Linked DNA regions of Homo sapiens: region 2 is linked to region 1. Evidence: read pairs that join two places in POLR2A ChIA-PET (ENCODE). Cell type or tissue: IMR-90. All regions are shown on one strand.

Evidence for each region. ChIA-PET counts read pairs that join two places held together with the same protein. Peaks named below come from ENCODE experiments on the same cell type or tissue, not always from the same donor. Only the 100,000 strongest peaks of a DNase experiment are listed, where the experiment ranks them.
Region 2: POLR2A ChIA-PET joins it to region 1 with 5 read pairs; 1 of 35 experiments calls an interaction of 5 or more read pairs at or near these places.

The regions. Positions count from the first base shown.
Region 1 is chr5:159,530,747-159,535,746 of GRCh38, forward strand. All of the region lies in intron 2 of LOC105377684 (a long non-coding RNA gene), which reads left to right. Among named protein-coding and RNA genes, the nearest start is that of LINC01845, 67 kb to the left of the region's middle. In IMR-90, a CTCF peak has its summit at 1,011; a DNase peak (open chromatin) is centred at 2,605; H3K27ac peaks cover 280 bases.
Region 2 is chr5:159,188,723-159,193,722 of GRCh38, forward strand. All of the region lies in intron 3 of RNF145 (ring finger protein 145), which reads right to left. Among named protein-coding and RNA genes, the nearest start is that of RNF145, 18 kb to the right of the region's middle. In IMR-90, no CTCF peak of the experiment used is centred here; no DNase peak of the experiment used is centred here; H3K27ac peaks cover 718 bases.

The DNA.
Region 1 (5,000 bases):
TTTCCCCAACCTCTCTCCCCCTGCATTACTATGAAGCAAATCCTAGACAGCATATAACTTCGTAGGTAAATATCTTAGTTTTATTTTTTAAAAGATAGGCGCTCTTGAAAAAAAAAAAGCACAGTCATGGCATTATCACACTTAAAAATATTAATAATTACAAATGGATTTGTAATTATGATGCATCATACATTATATGATTATTTGATATCATCAAAAAAATAATATAATAGATGTTTGTTCACTTTTCCCTACTTGTCTTATAAAAAGATGTTGTTATTTGTTTTTGTTTGTTCATTTGAGTCAGGGTCCACACAAGGCCCGTACGTTGTAATTGATTACTGCATCTCTTAGGTCCCTTGTAATCTACAGGTTCTGTCTCATTTCTCTCTTTAAATAATTTTCCTCACCAGTATTTTGGAAAAGAAACTGGGTGGGTTGTCCTGCAGAGTTTCCCACATCTTGATCTTGCTGATGACATCTTTGTGGTGATATTTAACAGATTCCTGGTCCCCTGTGTTTTCTGTCAATCAGTAGTTGGATGTTGAATTTTGATTAAATTCACTATCAATTTCTTTTGGCAAGGCTACTTCATCGGTGGTGCTCTCTTTATCTAGCAGAAGGCACACTGTATTTGATTGTCCCTCTCTGAAATGTGAGCAGTCACTGGTCATTGCTTAGGTGCATTAATTCATTAGGAATTGCAAAATGGTGATAGACTAATTCTATATTCTGCCTTTTTTTGTTAATTAGGTAGAATGCTTCTCTACAGAGAAACTTTCTCTCATGATTATGCTGAGGCATAATTCTCATAGAAAAACATGATTAATATTCAATTCTTTACCCTTTACCTTCTTTTTTTTTTTTCACCAGTTCTCTAAATAATGTGCTGGTTCTGCAGCAACTTCTAAGGGTGACTATGGATGTTTTTAAATATCATGGATTTAAACATACTAGATATCATTTGTAAGTTATTAATTCTCAAATTATCTCATTTTTGGCCAGTAGGAGTCTCTTCATATTGGCTCCTGAGTTCATTTGACAGAATCCTAGTAATTTTTTATAGTTTCCTTGCTTTTTGATATGACAGATTCTCCAGGCTCATTTTGCACATTACCTGCCCCAGACATGAAATGAGTCACTTTGCCAAGGATCCTGGACTTCTTTTAGCAAGAAGTGGTATTTATAGATAGCAAACTAGGCACAAGGAGTGCTCAGTGCTTCTGGATTGCTGTTGCTAGGCCTTTCCTGTACTGATATGCATCATACAAGTAGTTTTTATTGAAATTCAGAATTCCAGGATTTTAGCTACCATCATCTATCATATATATATATATATATATATATATATATACATGTTTCCTTTCTCCCATGTTGAAATTCCTGGTTTTCAATGACACCCACAAAATGATTCATTTGATTTATCCCAAACTACATTCACAACCATCTCAGGCTAACAATACTAACACTACCACCATTAGTATAATTATTATAAATAATTTGTTTTCTCCAGTTCTCTTTTTTTCTTATGCTATATCTTAGTAGGGATGTACAGTCACATAACTGTGCTTTGAAGCAGAGCTGAAGCACTTTAAAGCACTTTGAGAAGTTCTTCTCTATGTGGTTATGTCAATGACTGGTTACAAATTTCTGTTTCGTTTCATTTTACTTTGGATATTTAGGGAGTACTTTTTAAAACAAGATATGTTAAAAGAAGTCTCTGCCATCTCCACTCAATTTCCTCACTCCCACTATAAGTAACCACTTAACATTTTTACAGGTTTTCTATTGCATAGATATAGATATAGATATACAATGTTTCCTGTGGTTGTATGAGTTGTACTCACCACCTCACTTTTCTTGGCTAAATTGTAGTATATTATACAAATCATTTACCATTTTGCTTTCACTTTTTAAACCAATAATGTAACCTGGATCACAAAAAAATGGATTCAAATCCCACCCATGCCACTTACTAGCTATGTGACCTTGGGCCTGTATCTTAAATGCTCTGAGCCTAGTTTCCCTATTTGTAACATCAGAACAATAATATCCACCACCTAGGGTTGTTGAAACGGTTATGTGTGCAAGTGTGAACATGGCAGGTGACATAGAGTAGGTGCTCAATGTATAGTAGCTCTAATGGTTTTATGGATGTTATAATGCTTAATAATTTTTATGCACTTCTCATTTGATGAGAGCCTTGTTCTTTCCCATCAATGTCACATAGTGAAGCCTAAGAGGGGTAGGTGGGGAATTTGAGAATCATTGAATGAGGACTCGAAGAATTAGAATGTTAATACAGTCAAGAACCCTTAGAGACCTGAACAATTGTCCTGCTTATTCTACAGGAAGAGAAATAGATACACAGAGTGACAAAGCAATTTGCCCAAGGTCACAAACCAGGGTGGGGAAGTCTGCTGTTGATGCCTTGTTCAATTATTTTTCAAGGTAACTTTTCTCTAAAACAAAGTTCATCTTCTGCTGTTCATAGAAGTTTCTCTGTGCATTCCTGCGTTCTCTCTGTAAAAGGAGAAACCGGGTGAGGGACGGGTCAGAGAAACTATGCCTTGAAGAAGCGTTTCTTCACCCTCTTGGTATGTAAACACAGCAACAGTCACTGAGGCTGATCCCTATCAGTGAGTAAGGTCTCATTAATACAGTCAGCAGGGGATCCTGGAGATAAAGAAGTTCAAGGAACAGTGCCTTGCCCTCAGGGGGCTTTACAACTATTAAGACAACGTCAAGCTTATTTGAAAACCAAACATGGCAGCAAAAATATGTGGCAGTGTTTAAAATAATCGTTCCTTTTAATGACTTTGTTTTATTTTCATTACAATAACCCTAGGAGATGGCCACTATCCTTGCATCTCTTTTACATGTTAGAAAACTAAGGTTTAAGTAGATTTTTGTGACTCTCCCAAAGTTATACAGCTAATGAGCAGAAAAGCTGCTTTTGAATTCAGGTATGTCTGACTCCAGCTCCTGTGCCCTTTAAACAGATGCTAACAGGGGTGTGATGCATTTCCACTTCAATCCGTTGGTTTTGAGACAAAGAGAAGGATAAAACCTGATAGGGTATTCCAGAACAGTTTGCAATCATTTGATATTTTATTCATCCACTCATTCATTCATCCATTATTTATTCTTTGCTTACTAAGTGCCTTAAGAATCTGAATGCCAAAGCCAGCCTGGGTTTGAATGCTGACTCTACCACTTATTGGTAAGAAGGTGACTTTCCTTCCCTGTGCCTCAGTTTCCTCATTAGGATAAAGAGAATAATAGTAACTACCGTATGGGCTGTTACGAGATTTAAATGAGTTAATATGTAAAAACACTTACATATAGAGCTTTATAATTGCCACTTGTGCCTCTGCTGCTGCTACTGAGCTTTATGCTTGGTGATTTGTATTTTAATGTTAAGAACCAGCAGTCCTGGATACTGCTTTAGCTCTGCCACCAGTGAGCCACGTGATCATGGGCAAGTTATCTTTAAAGTTTCTCCACCTCTGATTTTCTTTTTTGTTTTATTATTAATATTATTTTTATTTTTATTTTTTTTGAGACAGGATCTGGATCTGTCACCCAGGCTGGAATGCAGTGGCACAATCACAGGTCACTCAGCCCCAAATGCCTGAGCTCAGGTGATACTCCCACCTCAGCCTCCTGAGTAGCTGGGACTGCAGGTATGCACCACTGTGCTCAGCTAATCTTCATTTTAACTTCTTTTAGAGACAGGGTCTCACTATGTTGCCCATTTTGGAGTGCAATGGTGCAATCATAGCTTACCGCAGCCTCAGCCTCCTGAGTAGCTGGGACTAACAGTATCCACCACTACAATCAGCTATTTTTTTAAAACTTTTTTTTTTAGAGACAGGGTCCCACTGTGTGGCCCAGCTTCAACCTCCTGGCCTCAAGTGATCCTCCTGCCTCAGCCTCCTGAGTAGCTGGGATTACGGTGCCTGGCCAACCTCCAAGTTTCAAGGTTTAGAGGGGTCTGTTTTCCCTCTTCTCCTTGTTACAAATGTGGGAACTGATCTTAAAAGCAGAGTCTTTTTTTTTTGTTTTTTGTTTTTTTTTTTTGAGACACAGTCTTGCTCTGTCACCCAGGCTGGAGTGCAGTGGCGCAATCTCAGCTCACTGCGACCTCCACCTCCCGGGTTCAAGTGGTTCTCCTGCCTCCAGAAGTCTCACTCTGTTGCTCAGGCTGGAGTGCTGTGGGACAATCTCAGTTCACTGCAACCTCCACCTCCCGGGTTCAAGCAATTCTCCTGCCTCAGCCTCCCAAGTAACTGGGATTATAGGCGCATGCCACCATGCCCGGCTAATTTTTGTATTTTTAGTAGAGATGGGGTTTCACCATGTTGGCCAGGCTGGTCTTGAACTCCTGGCAGCAAGTGATCCACCCGCCTTGGCCTCCCAAAGTGGTGGGATTACAGGCGTCAGCTACCACACCCAGCCACTAAAAGCAGAGTCTTTATAAGCTAGAAGCTAGTTTTTAAAATATCCTATTTTATTCTCAACAGATAGGAAAAGTGAGGCCAATGCATTTTCTATCTTGTGTTTCTCAAAGTGTGATCCTCAGACCTTCCACATTAGAACCATTTGGGCTGTTGGTTAAAAATACAGATTCCTGTGCCTCAGCCCTGAACTACTAAATCACAGCATCTGATGGTGGAACTTCAATAAGTAACTACCTGTTTAATATGGATCTCAGGTGACTATTGTGGGAACTCATGTTTGAAAACTGCTGGACAAGAGAGGAGAGAAAGAACCCCAGCTTTGAGTCAGGAACACTAGGGTAGGGCTCTCAAACTTGAATGTGCACATCAGTCAGTTGAGGATCTTGTTAAAATGCAGATTCAGATTCAAGAGGTCTGAGGTGGGGCCCAAGAGTCTGCATTTCTTTTTTTTTTTTTTTTTTTTTAAATTTGAGGCAGAGTCTCCCTCTGTTGCCCAGGCTGGAGTGCAGTGGTCCAATCTTGCCTCACTGCAACCTC
Region 2 (5,000 bases), 340 kb before region 1:
CTCTGACATTTAATTCTTCCAAACTGCAAGCTATATCCATTCTATAGACATATTCTAAACAAGTTTTTAGTCATTTCAGGATAATAAGTTTCATTATGTAAATACACATAAAGGAAAACAGAAACCCAACTTTTCAAAAGTTCATGAAATTTTCAACTTAGAAAATTAATATTTGCAAATGTCTTTTTCTATAAGCTAGTTTTTAATTTTTTTTTTCTTGTTTCCAATAAGGCTGGATATAGCCAGTTTTTTAAGTACGAAATTAATTGTTAAAATTATTATAAGTGCTGATTCTCCTTCTCAGGAGCATAATAAACTATGCCTTGATATAACTAGATTGCAGTGAATGGAAGAATATATTTGTAAATTATAGATCTGATAAGGGACTTGTATATATTTGCAAATCATAGATCTGATAAGGGACTTGTATATATTTGCAAATCATAGATCTGATAAGGGACTTGTATATATTTGCAAATCATAGATCTGATAAGGGACTTGTATCTAGAATATATAAAGAACTCCTACAACTTAGCAAGAAAAAGACAAATAACCCAATTAAATACTGAGCAAAGGATGTGAATAAACATTTTTCCAATATTTACACACGGTCAATGAACACATGTAAAGATGTTTAACTTCATTAGCCATCAGGGAAATGCAAATCTAAAGCACAATGAAATACCTCTTCACACTCACTGTAATGGCTCCACTAAAAAGGACAACAATGGATGCTGGCAAGAATGTAGACAAATTGGAAGCCTCATACACCGCTGGTAGAAATATGAAACACTGCAGCCATTTTAACAGTCTGGCAGTTTCTCAAAAGGTTAAATATAGGCACCACATGATTCAGCAATTCCACTCCGAGGTATTTGTCCAAGGAAAATAAAACATTTGTCTACACAAAACCTGTACATGAATTGTCATAACATTATTCATAATAGCTAAAACATAGAAACAATCCAAGCGTCCATCAAAAGATAATTGGATGTATAAACAAAATGTGACATACATCCATACAATGGAATATGGACAGAAAAAGAAAGTAAGCACCAACACATGCTGCAACATGCATGAATCTTGAAAACATGCTAAGTGAAATTCAGTGCATATAAAATATCCAGAACAGGTCAATAAAAAAAGACAGGTGATAGACTGACAGTTGCCAAGGGCTGGGGGCAGGGAGGGTGGTGGGAAATAGACAATGATTGCTAATGGGTATGAAGTTTCTTTCTGGGGTGATGAAAATCTAAAATAAATTTTGATGATGTTCTGCACAACTCTGTGAATGTACTACAAACCACTGAGCTGTATACATATATACAGCTTGTTCTGTCAAACAGGGTCTTGTTCTGTCACCAGGCTGGAGTGCAGTGGCACAATCCCAGCTCACTGTAGCCTCAACCTCCCAGGCTCAATCGATCCTCCACCTCAGCCTCCGAAGTAGCTGGGACTAAAAGTGCATGCCACCACACCCAGTTAATTTTTTGTAGAGAAGGGGTTTCACCATGTTGCCCAGGCTGGTCTCCAACTCTTGAGCTCAAGCAATCCGCCTGCCTTGGCCTCCCAAAATGCTGGGATTACAAGTGTGAGCCACCATACAAGGCCCTTGAGCTATATACTTTAATCAGGTATGTGACTATCTCGATAAAGTTGTTATTTAAAAAAAAATACCTGGGGCCAGGCACAGTGACTCATACCTGTAATCCCAAAGCTTTGGGAGGCTGAGGCAGGAGGATATCTTGAGGGCAGGAGTTCAAGATCAGTCTGGGCAACACAGCAAGAAACCCATCTCTACAAAAAAATATTTTTTTAATTAGCTAGGCATGGTGGCGTACACCTGTAGTCCCAGCTATTCAAGAGGCTGAGGTGGGAGAAGTGCTTGAGTTCAAGGCTACAGTGAGCAATGACTGCACCACTCCACTGCAACCTTGGTGACACAGTGACAACCATCTCAAAAAAAAAAAAAAAAAAAAAGATACTTGGTTATGAAGCTCCACAGAAATCTGAACCATTATTTTTTTAAAACTAAAACCTTCAACCTCAATGTCTTACAAATGTTACATATTCAAACATTGGTATTTATTAACTGTGATATGTTATGAATAATTCAAGGACAGCACATCTTTACTAGCCTTTTGTGAGATACTATCATATAGTATAAATTATACTAAGAGGAAAATATTAATACTAAAATATGCCATATCTTGAAATTCATTCATTTTATATCAAAACAAACTCCATGAGATGGCATTGTCTACAAAGGGGTATCCAATCTTTCGGTTTCCCTGAGCCTAACTGGAAGAAGAAGAACTGTCTTGGGCCACACATAAAACACACAATAGCTGATGAGCAAAAAAAAAAAAAAAAGGCAAAAAATATCTCATGTTTTAAGAAAGTTCACGAATTTTTGTTGGGCTGCATTCAAAGCCATCCTGGGCCACACGCAGCCCAGGAGTTGGACAAGCTTAGTCTACAATTTCAAAGAAGTAACTTGCTGAGGTAACATATTTACTAGGTAAGGAAACAATTTGTATCAAGTCTGATTCTAAAGTTAATTTTCCTTTCTACTAACCATGCTGCCTACCTAAGTGGAATGAACTAGATTGTGAAAACATGGATTCAAGTTAAAGTCTGGGATTGCCCTTCCTAGCTGTTTGCCTACTTCCTTTTTTTCATCTGTAAATCCCAAAGGAACATAAAAAAAATCAAAATGAAATAAGAATGGGAAGTATTTTTGCCTACTATAAAATTTTATTAAAACTTAATAAAATCCTATTATTGAGGCTGGACACGATGGTTCGTGCCTGTAATCTCAGCACTTTGGGAGGCCAAGGTGGGAAGATCACGAGGTCAGGAGTTCAAGACCAGCCTGGCCAACATGGTAAAACCCCATCTCTACTAAAAATACAAAAAATTAGCTGGGCATGGTGGCGCATGCCTGTAGTCCCAGCTACTCAGGAGGCTGAGGCAGGAGAATCACTTGAGCCTGGGAGGCAGAGGTTGCAGTGAGCCGAGATAAAATAAAAATAAATAAAACAAAATTCTATTATTTAAAATAAGCTTTAATTTCCTAGTTATGAAAATAAACTTGAAACATTAGAAAAAGTCATTTTCATAAACTGAAACTAAAAAGCTCAAAAAGCCACAAGGGTGGTCAGAAAAAATCCTTTCTTTACCTCTGAAACTACTTAGGTCCCCTTTTTCCTTATATACCAGAATCCTGACCTCTCTAGAAATGCCTGGATTGGTAATACAGTCAGCCCTCCATATTCACTGGGTTCCACATCTGTGGATTCAACCAACCAAGAATCGAAAATATTCAGAAAAAAAAAAAAACTGCAATTGGAGTAAACATGTACAGACTTTTTTTGTCATTTTTCCCTGAAGAATATAGTATAAAAACTATTTACATAGCATTTGCATTGTATTAGGTATTATAATAATCCAGAGATGAATTAAAGTACATGGAAGGGAGTGTGCAAAAGTTGCATGCAAATACTATCAGTATTTGAGCATCCACAGATTTTGGTATCCTCAGGAGGTCCTAGAATCAAACTCTCATGATACCAAGGGAGCATAGCACTGTAGATAAAAACAGAACTACATGGGTTTAGCCATCACTACACCACAAATGCAAATGGAAATGGAAAAACCATGAGAAAGGGCAGGCTCACAGTTTTTCACCCAGAATTGTAGCTATAATAAAAGCAACAATATTAAGAGGTCTACCTTCAACCTTGATATTTTCTTAATTAATCAACAAAATCCTATCAATTCTAAAAAGATATTATATGGCTATACATAAAATACCATGTAAAAATCATTTTTTAAAGATTAACAATGAGAAAATGCTCACAAAACATTGCTATGTGATAAAAACAAGACAAAAGAATTCACCAAGTACTCACTATGTCAGAAACTGTGGTAAGAGCTTTATATACCTTATCTTATTTGATCTTACAACAGCCCCTTAAGATATTTTATTACCACTTTAATGTGAAAAAACTAAGGCTTATCCTTCTGGGAAATGACACCCAAGGTTATGGAGCAGTAAATAAAAAACCTGGAATTTGAACCTATCCAAACCATCCATCTATCGAAAAATAAGTGCCCAGGCACTCATTTATAAAATAGAACAGTTACTCCAGAGCTCAGTATACCCTAATGACTGCATTACACTCTATAGATACAATTTTTGTTTACAAAAGAGTAAGCAAAGATGGGAAAGTGTCTCCATCCTCAGCCTGAGCTGAGACTCAGAGGTATCGGGGTAAGGCCACAGGAACAGAGGTGTGGGGGCTGGTGGTACTAGGATGAGAAACGCATCATGTCTGTATCAGTATTGGTGCTTGGACTCCTAGTTTGGCTCTATGGAGAGGGATGCTACAGGACAAGGTCTAAGTTGTTTTCATGAAGGAGTCTAAGACACAGTGACATACTTCTGTCATGCAAAACGGGGAATGTCACTGTCTCCATTCTTGAAGGGAACACAGCTTGATTTAAACATTGTGAGGATTGCAAGAAATGCAACACTACTCTGCCAGCTCCAGATTTTGCAACTTTGACATCAGAGGACCTACCCTGGGCAGGATGGTGGCAGAAGTTAAAGAGTAAGACACCATCCTCCAGGCACCATTTTGAGCATAGAAAATCAACCAGGAAGGAATAAAGGAGGAAAATGCAAGAAGAGTAAGCTTCTGGGAAACACCCTGGGACTTTGAGAAACAATTAGACAAAACATTAAAGAGAATTGGTGGTCCTGTTTCAACAAGAGGGGTGAAAAACCCAGTGATTTTAGTTATTCTCATCCTTTCATATCCACAGAAGTGGTGAGAATTGAACAGTATTTTAAAAACTGAAATAAAGTACCAGAATATTAACACATCTATCTCTGGGTGGTATAATTTCAAACGATTATTAAATGCCTTTACATTTTCTGTATTTTCCAAAAATTGTCCATAGTGAGCACCATAATTTTATAATCAGAAAAAGTT